2 separate regions of the Homo sapiens genome follow, and region 2 is linked to region 1. Evidence: read pairs that join two places in POLR2A ChIA-PET (ENCODE). Cell type or tissue: HepG2. All regions are shown on one strand. Each heading gives the region's core, and the rest is flanking DNA. Links, peaks and the distances in the headings are about the cores only. Region 1 overlaps AATF (apoptosis antagonizing transcription factor). Region 2 overlaps AATF (apoptosis antagonizing transcription factor).

Region 1 (8,898 bases), core at 2,537-5,036:
GAAAGGACAAAGGAAACACTCTCAAGTTCAAACCTAAGGCTTGGGCCAGAGTTTTAAAACTGGGTTGGAAAAAAAACACTGCTGTTGTTTCTTCTATTTTTCCTGATTTGCTGCTGTTCAGTCTCTTATTCTAGAGAACTTGCATTGTCAAAATGAAGCCTTGGCTCCAAGCAGGAGGTAGAGTGATAAAAGCACATCTTCTAGAAAGAGATTTGTAGATGCTGAACAGATAAATCCTTCCTCAAAATGGGCCTTTTTGACTATAGTTCTCATTTCTGCACTTATATTCTCATCGCTTCTTCAAAGGATTGTAAATCCTCTTTTTTTCCCAAAGGGATGTTTCACATTCTTTAAAGTGTGTGTAAATGTTTCTCTTAAGGACTTGTTTTTTAATTTTTATTATTATTGGCTTTCTAAATATATTGCAATATCTTACAGATATTGTATTAATCACAGCTAAGTAACTGGCAAGTTACTTGCAAGCCGGTAGGCAATAGCTAAGTTTTTCACCTTAATTTAGTTAGTCATAATCATGTTATTGATGTGCCCCACAGTGATCACTGAGCCAACAGTCGATTGCTGAGATACCATTTCTGTTTCTAAGTGCAGTTATCCTTCGCTCTGATTTATCCACTGTAAGTCTGTCCCCTGTGTCTGATGGGCAATGAAATAATATAGAATAATCATATCATATTTCACTTACTGAGAGTTTACTATATGCCAGACATTGCACTAAGCCCTTCACATATATTTTCATTTGTTCCTCATTTAAAAAAAAAACAGTGATTGATGTTATCTGCATTTTATAAGAATACTAAGGCATGGAACAATTAAATAACTTGCCTAAGCTGAACAGCAAGTAAGTAGTGGAACAGGTGTGTGCATCTAAGAGTGTGGTCCCAACCCCCACTGCTGTTGCCAAGAAATTCACAAACTTTTAGAAATATTTGGGAATCATGTGCCACAGGGAAGGCCCCCATCCCCACCCCTAGCTACTCTTTCAAAAACTTATTTGGGGGGGGGAACTTCTTTAGATTAAAATGCTTCCCCCCCCACGCTTTCTTTTATAGGAGAGATGCTTTCTATACAGGAAGGTTTTGCCTGTCAGTCATTCATATTTTAGTGTGAATCACTGGATTCCCAAACCTGGTTTTATGTTATATCATTCTGGTTACAAAGACCTTAGACCTCATAATTAGCTTTGAATCCTGATCTGGTATATTTAGTCAGTTTATGCATGTAATTCTATTCTCTGCCATAGTCAGGCACCTATCACCTACTTTTCTTAGAGACAGTATCTTTTTCCTGTATAATAAAAATAGTGCATGCTTATGGAAGAAAATTTGAAAAATATAGAAAGGACAAAGAAAAATTTGTCATCCTGCTATTGAGGGTAGAACATTATTAATACTTTTACATGTTTTCTTATAGAATTTTTTGTGTATGTATTTTATACAGATATATACGTATGTGTTTGAATCTTTTTTCAGATTAACTTATAAGCATTTTAATGCCTTAAGTATTTTTAAAAGCATTTTAATAACCTAATAATCTATTATGGAATATGTATTATTGTTGGACATTTAGGTTGTTTGTAGTTGCCTTTCTTTTCAAGTAGTGCTGCAGTGAACATATATATACAGAAATCTATGTTCTAGGTTTTGCTGTGTCTTTAGAATAGATTTCTGGGTCAAATATCTAAACTTTCTAATGACTCTTGATGAGTTTTACTAAGTTACATGACTCTTTTCTTTCCAGCTGAGGCTTATGTCATTTTATCTTTGCTAAGCTGGAGAGCTCTTTTTTCTTTTTCTTTTTTTTTGAGACGGAGTCTTGCCCTGTCGCCCAGGCTGAAGTGCAATGGTGCAATCTCGGCTCACTGCAATGTCCGCCTCCCGGGTTCAAGTGATTCTCCTGCCTCAGCCTCCCAAGTAGATGGGACTACAGGCGTGTCCTATTACACCCGGCTAATTTTGTATTTTTAGTAGAGACGGGGTATTGCCATGTTGGCCAGGCTGGTCGCGAACTCCTGACCTCAGGTGATCCACCCACCTCAGCCTCCCAGAGTGCTGGGATTACAGGTGTGAGCCACCACACCCGGCCGGGAGAGCCATCTTTTAAAAAATATTTCCTATTTAGATATAAAAGTTACTTACTGTTTTTAAGTTCATAACAAATGACACCTTATTGAGGACATATAATATGGTAGGCAGTGGGCTATAATCTAATGTTTATTTTCTCTTATAATAGTAAATTTGAAGAGTATTAATCATGTATTTCTATCATTTGTAGTTGTTTTTATCCTTTGCCCATTTTCTTTTTGAGTTTTGACTTTTCTTTATGAATTTTCTTCCTGTATGAATTCTCTATATTATGGCTATATTTATGGTTATATAACATTTCCTGGTTTTTGTAGATTTCCATATTTTGCTTACCTGTCAATATTAATGATTTTTATTGGTTACATAGAAGTTTTACTTTTTAACCTGATTAAATATATAAGAACCTTTTTGTGGGGGGTGTTTTTCATTGTTTTATGATTAGGCAATCTCTCCTGTATCCCAGAACAATTATTCACCTATATTTTATTTAATTTCATCTGAATTTTTTTTCTTTTAATCTACTTGGGAGCATTATTTTAATATATTATTCAATGATCTTCACTTTTTATTTCTACTGCCTCTTTTTTTGAGTCCAGGTCTTTTTTTTTGTTTTTTTCTTTTTTTAACAAAAGACAAGGTTTTACTCTGTTGCCCAGGCTGGAGTACAGTAGCCCAATTATAGCTCACTGCAGCCTCGAACTCCTGTGCTCTAGTGATTCTCCTGCTGCAGCCTCCCAAGTAGCTGGGACTACAGGCACACACTACCACACCCAGCTTTTTTTTTTTTTTTTTCCTGTAGAGACGGGGTCTTGCTGTGTTGCCCCAGCTGGTCTTGAACTCCTGGACTCAAGCAGTCCTCCCACCTTGGCCTCCCAAAGTGCTAGGATTACAGACATGAGCCACCACTGCACCTGGCCTTTTAATTTTTTCTTTCTTTTTTTTTTTTTTTTCTTTTTGAGACGGAGTCTTGCTCTGTCACCCAGGCTGGAGTGCAGTGGTACCATCTCGGCTCATTGCAAGCTCCTCCTCCCGGGTTCACGCCATTCTTCTGCCTCAGCTTCCCGAGTAGCTGGAACTACAGGCACCCACTACCACGCCTGGCTAATTTTTTGTATTTTTAGTAGAGATGGGGTTTCACTGTGTTAGCCAGGATGGTCTCGATCTCTTGACCTCATGATCTGCCCACCTCGGCCTCCCAAAGTGCTGGGATTACAGGTGTGAGCCACCGCGCCTGGCAAATTTTTTTTTTTTTAATTCCCACATCGACTATTACACTAACGGCATATTAACCAATAGTCTGTATTCTCATCAGTTCTGTTTCATTGCCAGATTCACCTTCCTCCAATATCACATGCTACTCTTTGCCTCTAGCATAAAACCCAGACTCTCAAGCCTGCCAGTCAAGGCCATCGATGACTTGTTGCCTTGCTACTTTTCTCTCCTTATCGCCTATTTCACCCCATGTGCTGTCCAGAGCAGACACCTGCAATCCCTGGGACACACTCCCTATTCTGCATGTCTGTTCATTCTGCTCATAGCCTGCAGCATCTCCCACCCCCGTCTCACTGTTGTTTCCTGTTGAAATATTCAGTCATGAGGTCACCAGCCTTTCTAGGGAGACTTCAGATTCTCCACCCCCACTGAGCTTTCTTCTTTGAACCCATTCTGTTTGTTCCTCCCAAACAGTTAAACTGTTAACTGTATAACAGTTCACAGACACACTTATTGGGGGCTTTTTTCTTGCTAAGTATGTTAACTTAAAAGTCAAAGAAGTATGCCTGTGTGTACTGTAATCTTGTATTTGGTATTATCGAGATTTTATGTTCATATATTTGGAATAATATATTTTAATTTCAATTGTAGTATTTGCAAAACACTTCACTTAAGGTCTTTTTCCAGTTATTGTCGGCCTCCTCTGAGCTCAGCGCTGACTCAGTATTCCTGAGCACCTTATGCCCTCGCTCGTATGCAGTGCCACCCTGGGAAGCCTTCTTTATGGGCCATGGTTTCTTTCTTTTACATAGTGAAAACAGGCCTCTTGTTCACTGGATTCTTGAGAATAAAATGTTCTTTTTAATTTTTTAATTTCTGAGAAGGACTATTTTAAATGTAACCCCTAACAGATAATTATTTAAATAAACAAACTTTGTGTTTTCACATCTGTGTATTACGCCACTGTCCCTCAGCATGCAATACAGACATAGCCATTTCTGTGCAAACCCCAAAAAAAGTTGGGTAGAGGCTTCCTGTCTGAGATGCTTTTAAAGGCCCCCAGCTTGTATGTTTGTTTACAGTTTGCTGTTTACAAGATTATTTTTGCAACTGTCCTATAAGATGAAGATGAGTTTCTTGCCTCTTTTGCTGAAATCTCTCCAAATCATCTCACTTCTTTAATATACTTTCCTCTGCTTCCATGTCACTTTGTATAGATCCATATTATGTATAGCATCTACCACCAGGTTGTTTCCTAATTATTCATAGGTTAGGTCTCCATGCTAAACCATTGCACCGCTTGAGGGCCGGCTCCTTATTTTGTTCTTAGCTCATGGCAATGTTGGAAAAGACCCAGAATGAAAGGTTCTCCTCTGGGACTTCTGATTCCCCACCCTTTGCTTAGAGGGTTTTTGGGGTCATTTTTACTTAGGATTGAACCCTGGGAAAGGCTCTCTCAAGAACACTCTTACATGTCCATCACTTCCAAGACCCTAAACTTTGTATACACTATAGGTTTTCTCCTGCTATATACTATATACTATAGGTTTCTCCTGCTATATACTATATACTATAGGTTTTCTGTGCTATTTAAACCAGGTTTGGTTCTGATGGCCTTCCTATAAATTATTACAGGTCAAGTGTCACCTATCGAATTCTTGCGTCCAGAGGAATTTCGTATTTCAGATTTTCTTGGATTTGGAAATATTTGTATTATCCCCGTTGAGCATGCCTAATCTGAAAATCTGAAATCTGAAGTGCTCCAGTGAGCATTTTCTTACAGCATAGTTCGTGTCGGTGCTCAAAAAGTTTTAGATTTCGGAGCATTTCAGATTTCAGATACTTGAGTTAGAGATACTCACCATGCAGTTACTATGGAGCATGAAGAACCCCAGCAGGGCTCTGTAGTGATTTATAGCTTTCGGTCAGTGTTCTGGACTCTGCTTTCAGGATTTTTCTTTAAGAAGAAAACAGTTCTGGAATGGATTCTGTAAGTGCATTAACAAAGCATAAAGGCCTGGCTGCTTTGTTATTTTTAGTGTTGGTATTAAGTGTCAAGCTAAGAAAGGATATTTAGATCGAGGACCTTACCTCGTTAGACTTGGAGTTCAAGTTGCTGGCAGCACCTGGTCATGGGAAGCTCTCACCAGCCACCCTCAGAAATGAGGTCCTGAATGAGCCATAACCACACCCTATGCTTTACCACTGTCTCCCTGGGGAGCAGAACACTTTATAAACATTAATTCTTTGACCCCCTGGGCACCTCCACTTACGTGGTAAATAAGACTGAAGGCCTTTCTTCTACAATATAGATGAGGAAACATCAGCCCAGAAGGGAAATTACTTGATGAGAGACAGGTGAGCAGCCATGGGCCCCAGGGTGTTTGGAGTCTCAGTAGCTGACCTGCAGCAGCACTCGTGGCTGCCGACACCCAGGAGACACAGTCCTGTTCCGTTCCCCTTTCTGCTTCTCAGAGGGTAGTGGGGGTTGGGCCTTTTGTCTCTTGTATGGAATGTGAAATGCTGCAAAGACGAGCAATTGTTCTTCAATGCTTTGTCCTCCCCTATAAGAAAGAAGAAATCAATACACATTTTCTCATACACACACTTGGCAGCACTCTGCCTTCTCTTCCACAGCTCGGTCCTACAGGGGGAAACACAACTGTACAGCCAGACAGACTCTTCAGGTTCAGGGGAAGAAATGCAAACTGCTCACTTTGCACTTAGCAGTCAGGCTTTTTAGAGCCAATCGTATAACTGGCTGAGGTAATCAAACTGCTGACCTCAGAGACTAGCTGGTGAAACGAGTGGGAGAGATGCCCTGTTGCAGGCCCCCTGTTGCAGGCCTGCTCAGTGCTGCTGGGGAAAGCTCACCTGGCAGGTGTTTAGGACAGATGCTCCTTTTGCTGAATTTCTGATTTGCAGAGGCAGGAAGGAAGTTCTTTGAAGGATACTATTAAAAACCAAAAAATTATGGACAGATTGAGAGCAGCCTTTTTTTTTTAATCAATTAATAGGCATACAGTCTGAACAAGAGCCCCATCTCAGACTGGATTTTATTTTTTCATCAGAAAATGTGGTATCGATATCTGTAATTTTGTCTTACAGCTCACTGCCATTAAACAGTTGTGTGGGATGTGAATAAAAAAGAATTTGCTGCCATTGTTAGGAGAAATGGTAGCTTGGGTGTCAGAAGAGCCTTGCAAGGCAGGAGATGAGTTTAGGGGGAGGGCAGGGGAGCGGGGACTCGGGCTCTGGGGTCCTTCACGCGGAGGAGACCATTAGACCATTAGAGTGTGTGTAGGATCACCAGGGGAGGGTGTCAAAAGAAGAGAGGAAGCCAAGAGCAGAACCTGGGAGAAGGAAGGCAGAGGAGAGCCAGGAGAACACATGCTCCTTGAACGCTCGGGGGGAGACTTCCGGGTAGGGCAGCTGGCCAGCAGCTGGAAGGGCTTGCTCCCCAGGCCCCAGCGGTTCCTCTGTGTCCCCTGACTCGCATTGCAGAGCTGGCACTTTGCATTTGCTCACTTACTAGTTACTTCTTGTGCGTTTTGATTGGTACCCGATTTCTAAGCAAAAGAAATCCTCCAACTTATTACCAGAAGTAATAGCAGAGTGCCTTGCCAAAACTCTATGGGTTGACATTGAATACCCTCACTAATTCCTGCGTGTTGAAGTTAAGCTAGAGCTGAGCGATGCATCCTGTGCTCCCCCAACACACACACACACACACACACACACACACACACACACACGCATGCACACACGCCCTGGGTTGTTGGGCAGCATCCTGATACGGATACAAATGTAACTGGAATGTCAGTCTCACCTTCTGTGCGGCTGGGGGAAGTGATTCACGTCTAAGCAGTGAAGCATCCCCTAGCTTTTAACAGGAGCTGTTAGAGGGGCTGCTGTTTGAACAAGGAGCTTCATCTTCCTGAAGCCAGCAGTCACAAAACCGTAAACACAACACTGGCCAACTCTATTGCGGGGACCGTGGTGGCTTGACGTTAATATTAAACATCTCCAGCAAGGCAGAGAGCTCTGCATCCCAGGTCCGGAATAAAAATAAATAAAAATAAAGAGAAACCCTGCTAAAAGCAGTGTGATGATTTGTCGTCTTTCCTTTGTGAGGCCATTTGTCTTCTCTCACATCAAATCTGTTATAAAACAGTCAAACTGTGAAAGTGGACATCATCCCGGGAATATGGAATATTAATGCGTGGAAGGAGCGGCGCCCCTTTTGTCTGAAGAGTGGCTCCTCCCCCACCCCTCTGCTTTTTTGCAAGTCCGCTAAGGTAAATTATTTTTCTTTAAAATCATGTGGAAGATTTGAAGCTAGTAGTAGGGATGGTGGAAGTTTTGAGTATTTTTCTTCCTTTGTTAAAGTGCAGGGGATTTGTGACTGGCTTGAGTAAGGAGGAAGCACAAGTGAGAAGAAAACCTGTCCACGTGCAGTCCCCTTCTCGCCCCCATCCCTCTCCCCTCTCCTCCCTGTTCCCCAGCCTCTCAGTTCCTTTGTTTGGGGCCTGAACCTGCTTCTTGGAACATTTATAAATCTTGAGTCTGTCTGATCTTTAGGGGACAGGCCAGAGGCCGTGTGTCACCATGTGTAATTTAGAGCTGTAGGGCTAAAAGCTTTTCCAGAGGTTTGAAGGACCTAGTTCTGACCTGACCAAAAGAACGAATTGGAACAGACCTTCTAGAGTCTCCTTCAAGCACTGGGGAGGATGGTGATGAGAGCAGACACACGGGGTAATTTATGGGCTCCGCTGACTGGTGGCTGGGTCCACTTGGAAACGAGTCGTGTACTGCCACCTTGTGGCAGATTCGGGCGGCTGCGGTTTTGTTGTTTTGGAACCTTGTGAAGAGTTTCAGCTAGTGTCGGATTGGACATGATTTGCCTTGTATCTAGATTTAGGTAATTAGTGATAGATAAGGGGTGTCTCTGAGTCATTCTTATTTTGCTAAGTTGATCCTGTTAAGAAATAAGTCTTAGCTGAAAGAAGACTGCTTTCTTTCCCCTTTACCTCCTTTCTTCTGCTTTGTGGTTTTTTTATGGGGGTTTTTGTTGTTGTTCAGTTTTGGTTTGTTTTTTGGTATGGAATTATGATGAGATTTCAGGAGAGAAGCCTGTGATCCTCCTTGGGTTGTTGGGGGATGTTAAGAGGAGAGTGAGGGAGAGTAAGTACCGACTTTTTGGCCGTATTCAGAAATCCTAAGTTTTCTACTATAGTGATTTTTGTGTCATTCTGACTAAATACTAACTCCTTATCAGCACTGTGTCTTTTTACTTGGATTACTTTCCCAGCAATCCAGCCTTCTTGGGGAGCTAAGTTTTTCTTTTCTTTTTTTTTTTTTTTTTTTTTTTTTTAGATGGAGTCTCACTCTTTTGCCCAGGCTGGAGTGCAATGGCACAATCTCGGCTCACTGCAACCTCCGCCTCCCAGGTTCAAGTGATTTTCCCGGCTCAGCCTCCCAAGTACCTGGGATTACAGGCACACACCACCACGCCCAGCTATTTTTTGTATTTTTAGTAGAGACGAGGTTTCTCCATGTTGGCCATGCTGGTCTCAAACCCCTA
Region 2 (8,898 bases), core at 3,313-5,812, 84 kb before region 1:
AAGATGATATGCCGAGGGAGAAACACATTTTAGAGGAGAATTACTGAGCTATAAAGAATTCTAGAAGAGGAAAAGGAATTGAGAGACTATTTGGTTCCCAATGTCTTCATTTTACACATGAGAGAATTAAGACCCAGAATGACTTGCCCAAAGTTGCAGAGCTTATTTGTGTATGGCGGAGATGAGGCTCCAACTTTTCTACCTTATGATGTAGGAATCTTCCCTCTGCACCACACTGCCTCCTGTGTGCTGCTTGCCTGTGTGCCCAGTGGCACTGAAGGACTGGGGCAGAGGGAGATTTAGGGTGAGTGTGCTGTGTTTGGGATCTGTATATATCTATATCTAGATATTCAGAGTCCTCATGAAAGAGATATCTATATCCATAGATATAGATATATATGTATAGATTATGTATCTATCTCTCTATATATATATTTGGGAGGCCTTGGCCTCCCAAAGTGTTGGGATTACAGGCATGAGCCTCTGCGCTCAGCTGAGATCAATATGTCTTACTTGCATGCTGAGACTTCATGTTTTCATTTGCTCTTTAAAACTTATTTTTTTAGTATCATGGAGTTAGAGTTGGAAGGGACCTGAGGAGGATATCTAATTTGGCATCTGCCTGTAGGTAGAACCGCCTTAAGACATTCAAGATCAATGTGTAGGATTTCCCAGGTAGGGAGTTCAGTGAACGTTTCTTGTAGGTGAATACCTGATGTAATTAGGAATGGCTTCCTAGAGTCCAGTTTTTGGGTTTTGTGTCCCGCCACACTTAAAGTCTGCTTCTTCCCCTGTGGGAAGTCTGGGCAGTCCTTCCCAGGAGCCTTACGTGGCCTGTGTGGGTGAGGTGGGCCATTTATATCCCCGCCCCTGTCTTTGCCTCCTTTCTCTCTCAAATAGATGACAGATTGATGGTTTTCAAGTTTTTTGAGATTTTTGGAGCACTTCTCTGCTATTTTTAGTGTCCTAGTACCCTAATTCCTGGTATGCCTTTGGAATGAGACCTAGACTGCTCTAGATTAAATGTTTTAAATGTTTCACGATAAGGCCTGTTTTCATTTTGTTACTCATTATTCTTTTTGCTTGAGCCTTTTTCATTTTAAAAAATTCATATTTAAATATAGATATTTTAGGGGTTAGTCAGTGTCCAGTATAATGGACACATATTCTTGGATACGATTTAATTTCTTTTTGTTATGAGACAGGGTCTTGCTCTGTTGCCCAGGCTGGAGTGCAGTAGCGTGATCATAGCTCGTTGCAGCTTCGAACTCTTGGGTTCAAGTGATCTTCCCGCCTCAGCCTCCTGAGTAGCTGGTACTACAGGCATGAGCCACCATGCCCGACTAATTTTTTCTTTTTTTGTGGAAATAGGGTCTCACTATGTTGACCAGGCTGGTCTCAAAACTCCTGGTTTCAAATGATCCTTCCGTGTCAGCCTCCCCAAAATGCTGGGATTACAGGTGTGAGCCACCATACTCAACTCATTTAGTGTCTTTAATCACTGCAGTGTTATTTAACTTTTATTTTGTTCTGATCTTTTTACTCTTTTTTGTACTTAACCAATTGCCTTTACCTCATTGATGAACCTCAATTAATCTGACAGCATCTATTAATCTGACAGGGTGGGTTGTGGTGGAGGAGGGAGAAGAAAGGAAGTTTGGTATCACATATTCTAAGGTGGGAGGGTAGGGAGTTTTCAAGTAATGAGCTGTGCATTTGAAGAGTAGCTAATTTTTCTTGTGGCAATATGACATAATATGTTGTATACTCCCCTGTCTTGATAAACAGACTTTAAGAAAAAAATTCTTGGCCGGGTGCAGTGGCTCACGCCTGTAATGCCAGCACTTTGGGAGGCCGAGGTGGGCTGATCACCTGAGGTCAGAAGTTTGAGCCCAGCCTGGCCAATGTGGTGAAACCCCGTCTCTACTGAAAATACAAAAATTAGCCAAGTGTGGTGGCAGGTGCCTGTAATCTCAGCTACTCGGGAGGCTGAGGCAGGAGAATTGCTTGAACCTGTGAGGCGGAGGCTGCAGCGAGCCAAGATTGTGCCATTGCACTCCAGCCTGGGCAACAAGAGTGAAACTCCGTCTCAAAAAAAAAAAAAAAGTTCTTGGCCGGGCACGGTGGCTCCCGCTTATAATCCCAGCACTTTGGGAGGCTGAGGCAGGCGGATCACTTTAGGTCAAGAGTTTGAGACCAGCCTAGCCAACGTGGTGAAATCCCATCTTTAATAAAAATAAAAATATTAGCCAGGTATGGTGGTACACACTTGTAGTCCCAGCTACTTGGGAGGTTGAGGCAGGAGAATCACTTGAACCCGGGAGCAAAGGTTGTAGTGAGCTGAGATCGTGCTAGTGCACTCTAGCCTGAGCGACAAGAGCGAAACTGTCCCCCCCGAAAAAAAAAAGAGAGAGAGAGAGAAAATTCTTGAGCACATTACTCTGGATGACCAATTTATTACTGTGCTGTATAGCTGGTGTGGAACATAGGCTGAATTTGTACCAACCCCAGAACAACCACTGGAACTTACTGTCTTTAATTAAATCTCTTTTCAATTTGCTTGGTCTTACAGAGTAGTTAAAGTCAGACCGGCTTGGTTTAGATTTCATCTCAGCAATGGATTAGCCATGTGACCTTGGGCAAGTTACTTAACTTCACAGTAAAATGGGGATAATATGGTTGTGAGGATTAAAGGACATAATCAATAGAAAGCATTAGCACAGTGTCTGGCACACATCTCACCATGAATGTTAGGTACTAATATTATCTTTTTCTGCTCAAAGAGGCATTTGGCAGTGTTCGACCATGTGAGCAATCACTCAATAGTTATCAGTGTAACTGAGCCTCACTAGTCTTCAGTGTTTTTTACTTTTTTATTAGTATTTGGATTCTTTATATAATTTAAATTAACTAATTGTTCTGGAAAGTGTTATAGTTTACTAATACTTACAATGCAGTGTTGGCCTCTTACGACGCTATGGAAAGATGGCTACAGATTTCCTTATTGCTATACCCAGCTACTACCTCCTTGAAGCGTTTAACTTTTCCTTGAAATACTTTTCTTTGGCTTGGTGACACTACCTGTGCTGTTTGGGTTCTCCTACCTTTCTGATCTCTTCTCTGGTTCCTTTTGTATCCTCTCAATGTAAATTTCATTCCGTTTAGAATCCTGTCCTCAGGTTGCGTTTTCTCAATATAGTCTCTCCTTGGCACTGTCACTTACTCTGATAACCCTAACTATTGCCTCTAAAATAACAGACTTCCAGCTGTATTCTAGCTCCAGTAAACTCCTGAGTACCATGCCTTTGTAGCTTCAGCACCCTAAACTCTACTTTTCAGAAACTAAATGAATATCTCCTTCCTCTCCACACACCACCCCAAACACGTAAACTTAGTCCCCAGTCACCTTGGTGTTACATGTTGGTAATTTAAACTTGAACTGTGGAAGTGATTTCAAAGACATCGTCTGATATTTTAGTGGCTGCATAAGTGGTAAGTCATGGAGTAATCTTAACAAAATTAAGGGATTTTCTGTGCACAAAACCATTTCTCTAAAAGGGTTTGCTTTTTCTCTCTTTCTTTTTTTTCTTTTTTTTTTGAGATGGAGTCTCTCTCTGTCACCCAGGCTGGAGTGCAGTGGTGCGATCTCAACTCACTGCAACTTCTGCCTCCCAGGTTCAAGCGATTCTCCTGTCTCTGCCTCCTGGGTAGCTGGGACTACAGGCGCATGCCACCACACCCGGCTAATTTTTGTAATTTTTTTTAGTAGAGATGGGGTTTCACCATGTTGGCCAGGCTGGTCCTAAACTCCTGATCTTGTGATCCACCCACCTTGGCCTCTCAAAGTGCTGGGCTTACAGGTATGAGCCACTGTGCCTGGCCTTCTCTCTTTTAGAATTTCTACTGTATTAGGAAATACATCTTTTATGTTGGTGGCAATGATATGTAAGGAAGAAGGGAAGTTACTTAAGGAAATCTCACCATGAGTTATTTAAAACTTTTCATTATGGGATATATCAAACTTATATAAAAGTAGAGAAATAGCACAGTGAACCCCCACATGCCTTCACCAGCTTAAGCAATAATCAATTCATGGTCAATCTTATTTCATCTGTAGTTGTACCAACTCTGCTCACCTTCTGGATTATTTTGAAGCAAATAATACACATTCTCTCATCAGTAAAATTTTCAGCATGTATGTTCAAAAGATAAGGATTTTAAAAAATTATACCATAATCTCATGTAAAAACATTAACAGTAATTTCTTAATAAACATAACTGGCCTGGTGTGGTGGCTCATGCCTGTAATCCTAGCACTTTGGGAGGCCAAGACAGGTGGATCACCTGAGGTCAGGAGTTCGAGGCCAACCTGACCAACATTATGAAACCCCGTCTCTACTGAAAATACAAAAAATTAGCTGGGTGTGGTGGCGGGCACCTGTAATTCCAGCTATTCAGGAGGCCAAACAGGAAAATCTCTTAAACTCGGGAGGTGGAGGTCGCAGTGAGGCGAGATTGCGCCACTGCACTCCAGCCTGGGCAACGAGCAAAACTCCGTCTCAAAAAAAACAAACATACAGACTGGGTGTGGTGGCTCATGCCTGTAATCCCAGCACTTTGGGAGGCCAAGGTGGGCAGATCACCTGAGGTCCGGAGTTCAAGACCAGCCTGGCCAACATAATGAAACACCGTCTCTACAAAAGTACAAAAATTAGCCAGGCATGATGGTGGGTTCCTGTAATCCCATCTACTCAGGAGGCTGAGGTGGGAGAATTGCTTGAACCCAGGAGGCAGAGGTTACAGTGAGCAGAGATCATGCCATTGCACTCCAGCCTGGGTGACAGAGCGAGAGTCTGTCTCAAGAAAACAAACAAACCAACAAACAAAAAACATGACTGATTTGGATGGGTGGGAAAATTGTAAGTAAATGTCTTTTTTGTTTTTTTTCTTTTCTTTAAGGCAAAAGGTCCTAGAGAGTATTTCTGTAACGGGTACTCTACTGTCTTTTTCAGAGTTTGCTCTATAGCTTTAAATGAAGTGATTAAAGGAAAGCTAAACTTCAGTCATAATAAGTTGACCTTTTAGTGCAATGCATGTTATTAATGTATTTAATGAGATGCATTACAAACTGCAGTGAGCACCATGTTTCATTACAGGTCTAAAATGCAATATCATTAAAGACCTTTAATAGAAACAATGGTTGTCATTTTGATATTTCCCGTAAGCAAAACATCCAAGAACACAGCATAATGTAATATAAATACAGAGAAAGTATTAAGATTTTTTACTTTCCTAAGAGTATGAAAACAGATTTCACTATTAATAAATTATATTTTGTTTGCACCCTGTTATCTTCCCATTTCATACTTACACTCTCATATCTTTGTGGTCCTTGCCCAAAAGCCCCAATTATTTTGACTTGACTAGACTAAAATTTTTTTCCCCCCCCGAGATGGAGTCTTGCTCTGTCGCCGAGGCTGGAGTGCAGTGGTGCGACCTTGGCTCACTGCAACCTCTGCCTCCCGGGTTTAAGTGATTCTCCTGCCTCAGCCTCCGGAGTAGCAGGGAGTACAGGCATGCAGCACCACGCCCAGCTAATTTTTGTATTTGTAGTAGAGACGAGGTTTCACCATATTGGCCAGGCCGGTCTTGAACTCCTGACCTCAAGATCCACCCGCCTCGGCCTCCCAAAGTGCTGGGATTACAGGCATGAGCCACTGCACCCGGCTAGACTAAAATTTTTAATGGTAATTTGTCCTCAGCAATAATAGATACCTTAAATAATAATGTTTTAAATTTTGCGTAAGCTGTGGGAAATCATGGAGTCTTGATAATGTTTTGTTTTTAAAGTTTTACTTATTTTTAAGTAGGCAGTACATTCACATAGTTCAAAATTCAAAAATACTAAAGACTATATATACAGTGATAATCCTGTACCCCTGCCGCCCAGTACCCTGTCCCACAGGCAACCAATTTTATCACTGAAATCCCCCCCTTTTAAATTACTTAGTTGCCTTAGGTGACAAATCCATAAATGATTATTTCGGAGTTCTCTCAGTTAACACTTTATGGGTTCTTGGCAAAGTTCTCACAATGTTCTGTAGAACCTTGAAATATTTTTAATTACTTGGGATGGGTTTAAGTATTGCTTGGGATAAAGGCACTTGCAACCCCCTCTAATTGTAACATTGTGTAGGCTTAAGGACCCTTATTGCTGCAGACTTCATCTAGCCAAGATGATGTGAGTAAGATTGATCTTTTTGCTTCAGCTGATGGCTATCATTTTTTAAAATAGCTTCAGTGTTCTAATTATAAAAGTATGTCATGCTTATTTCAAAGATCGGAAAATACATAGAAGCATAAAGAAGAAAATAAGGATTAGCTGTAATCCTACTGCCCAGAGATAACCATAGTTGTCATTTTGATGAATATCCTTCCAGACCTTTTCGCGTGCACACACACACACACCACACACTTTTTAAAACAGAAAATGGAATCATATAAGTATGTACTATTTTCAAGCTTATTTTTCCTACTTAATATTTCATGTCAGTATATTTAGATGTACATCAGCATTTTTAGGAGTTGAAGTATTCCTTTTTATAGATTTACTGCAATTTAGTTAACCAATCTGTATTGATGGGTGCTTAGGTTTATTCTAGCTATTCACTTGTATAAAACATGCTTTAATAAACATCCTTGTACATACATATTTGTGCAGTTTGTCTAAAAATAGCACTGTCCAGTAGAAATATAATGCAAGCCACATGTAATTTAAAATTTTTTAATAACCACATTTTAAAAAAGAAACAGTTAAAATTAATTTTAGACATATTGAACCCAATATATCAAAGATATTATAATTTCAATATGTGATCAATATAAAAATCTTAATGAGATATTTTACATTCCTTTTTTCATGTTAAGTCTTTGAAATCCAGAGTATATTCTATAATCACAGTTCATCTCAATTGGGACTAGACACATTTTGAGTGCTTAGTAGCCACGTGTAGCTAGTGGATACTGTATCATATTGCCCAGATCTATATTCCCTGGAAATGTAGTTGCTGGGACAAAGGACTTGTACATTGATTTTTTTTTTTTTTGGAGACAGAGTTTTCACTCTTGTCGCCCAGGCTGGAGTGCAATGGCAGGATCTCGGCTCACTGCAACCTCTGCCCCGCCGGGTTTAAGCAATTCTCCTGCCTCAGCCTCCTGAGTAGCTGGGATTACAGGCATCCACCACCGTGCCTGGCTAATTTTTGTGTTTTTGGTAGAGACTGGGTTTCACTGTGTTGGCCAGGCTGGTTTTGAACTCCTGACCTCAGGTAATCTGCCTGTCTCAGCCTCCCAAAGTGCTGGGATTACAGGCGTGAGCCACGGTGCTGGGCCTTGTACATTGTTTTTTTAAAAAGGCTTTTGGAATATATTGCCTAACTAGCCCCTGGAAGAATTGTAACAATTTAAATTCTCATCTGTAACAGTTGTTTTCCTACACTCCTGCCTCCACTAGGTATTATTGATCTTCTTTTTGCTAAACTGTAGGTGGGAAATGAAGGCAATCATTTCTTGATAAGTTTCTGTTTGGTATTTACATAATACCTGTTAGCACTGAAATAACATATGCAGTGTTTTATCTATTTATTAGAGAGTGAGTTCTGTGTAGGAAGACTTTTTGTCCCTTTTGAGCTACTACTTTGTCCAACTTAGTTAATTAGGCATTTATATAATGTAGAGAGTAAAGCTGGATCACAGAGCAAGAACTTTTCCAAAGTCACCAAGTGGTGGAATGAGGAGGGGAGTGTCAGATTCTTATGCACTGATTCTACCTACCCTAAGAGTATAAGCCCTAAATGGGTCACAGACCTGTGTGAGCTAAGGGCAGCTTAAAAACTACTGATACCAATCTAGCTAGAAAATGCATTTCACTGTTTTGGGGTTGGGTTTCTTAGGAGTGAGAGTTGTCTTCAGCATCAGAAACAATTTTTTTTTTTTTTTGACTGCTCCATAGACAGAGCAGGGCTATCCCATAGGCAGAGTGGCCCAGAGTAGCTCAGAAAAATAATTTTTAATAGTAATGAGTTAGATAAGAAAGTAGCCCTGACTTGGAGTAGCTAGTAGCTCCATAGTAGGATCACTGTGTCACTATATTCATGGTGAAGTTGTACATATCATTGCACAATGGAACCTCTTTATATGTACATTTAATTAACTCAAACGTAACTATATGTGCCTGGCCAAAAGAAAAAGAGGGAGAGGCTGGGCACTGTGGCTCATGCCTGTAATCCCAGTACTTTGGGAGGCCGAGGCAGGCGAATCACCTGAGGTCAGGTGTTCGAGACCAGTTCAACATGGTGAAATCCCCTCTCTATTAAAAATACAAAAAATGAGCCGGGAGTGGTGGCGGATGCTTGTAATCCCAGCTACTCGGGAGGCTGAGGCAGGAGAATCGCTTGAACCCGGGAGGTGGAGATTGCAGTGAGCCAAGATCGCACCATTGCACTCCAGCCTGACAAGAGCAAAACTCTGTCTCAAACAAAACAAAACAAAACAAAAACCAAGGAGAGAGAAACTGTTTATATAGTGCCAATAATTCTGCCTGCCACTTTATTCAGTGAGCGTAGGGTATGCATGAGATGGCAGGTGGATTCTTTTATTGCCTTGGTTATTTTTTGTTCTTGGGTACCTCTTTAGTGAGCATCGATCAACAGAATATCAATCTAGTGCTTAAAGTTACAACATGCAGTCTTTGTACAGGACGGTCCCTAAATTGAATCATCTGTGTTTAATTGACAAAGTGCTGTATGGGCTAATGTTAGAGGGGAAAGACTGGCTGTGTTGAACTTATTGAAAGATAGCACAATGCCACACATTATGTACAATATAAGGGATTTTCAA

The links. Peaks named below come from ENCODE experiments on the same cell type or tissue, not always from the same donor. Only the 100,000 strongest peaks of a DNase experiment are listed, where the experiment ranks them.
Region 2: POLR2A ChIA-PET joins it to region 1 with 6 read pairs; 6 of 35 experiments call an interaction of 5 or more read pairs at or near these places.

What each region holds. Positions count from the first base shown.
Region 1 is chr17:37,039,702-37,048,599 of GRCh38, forward strand. All of the region lies in intron 11 of AATF (apoptosis antagonizing transcription factor), which reads left to right. It overlaps LOC105371753 (a long non-coding RNA gene), which reads right to left. Exons shown (of 3, transcript XR_934717.4): 2 at 6,189-6,267; 3 at 5,516-5,878. Among named protein-coding and RNA genes, the nearest start is that of MIR2909, 10 kb to the left of the region's middle. RefSeq lists a silencer at 3,417-3,617 and an enhancer at 8,397-8,897. In HepG2, for the core only: no CTCF peak of the experiment used is centred there; a DNase peak (open chromatin) is centred at 3,700.
Region 2 is chr17:36,954,583-36,963,480 of GRCh38, forward strand. The region is part of intron 4 of AATF (apoptosis antagonizing transcription factor); the gene reads left to right. Among named protein-coding and RNA genes, the nearest start is that of AATF, 10 kb to the left of the region's middle. In HepG2, for the core only: no CTCF peak of the experiment used is centred there; no DNase peak of the experiment used is centred there.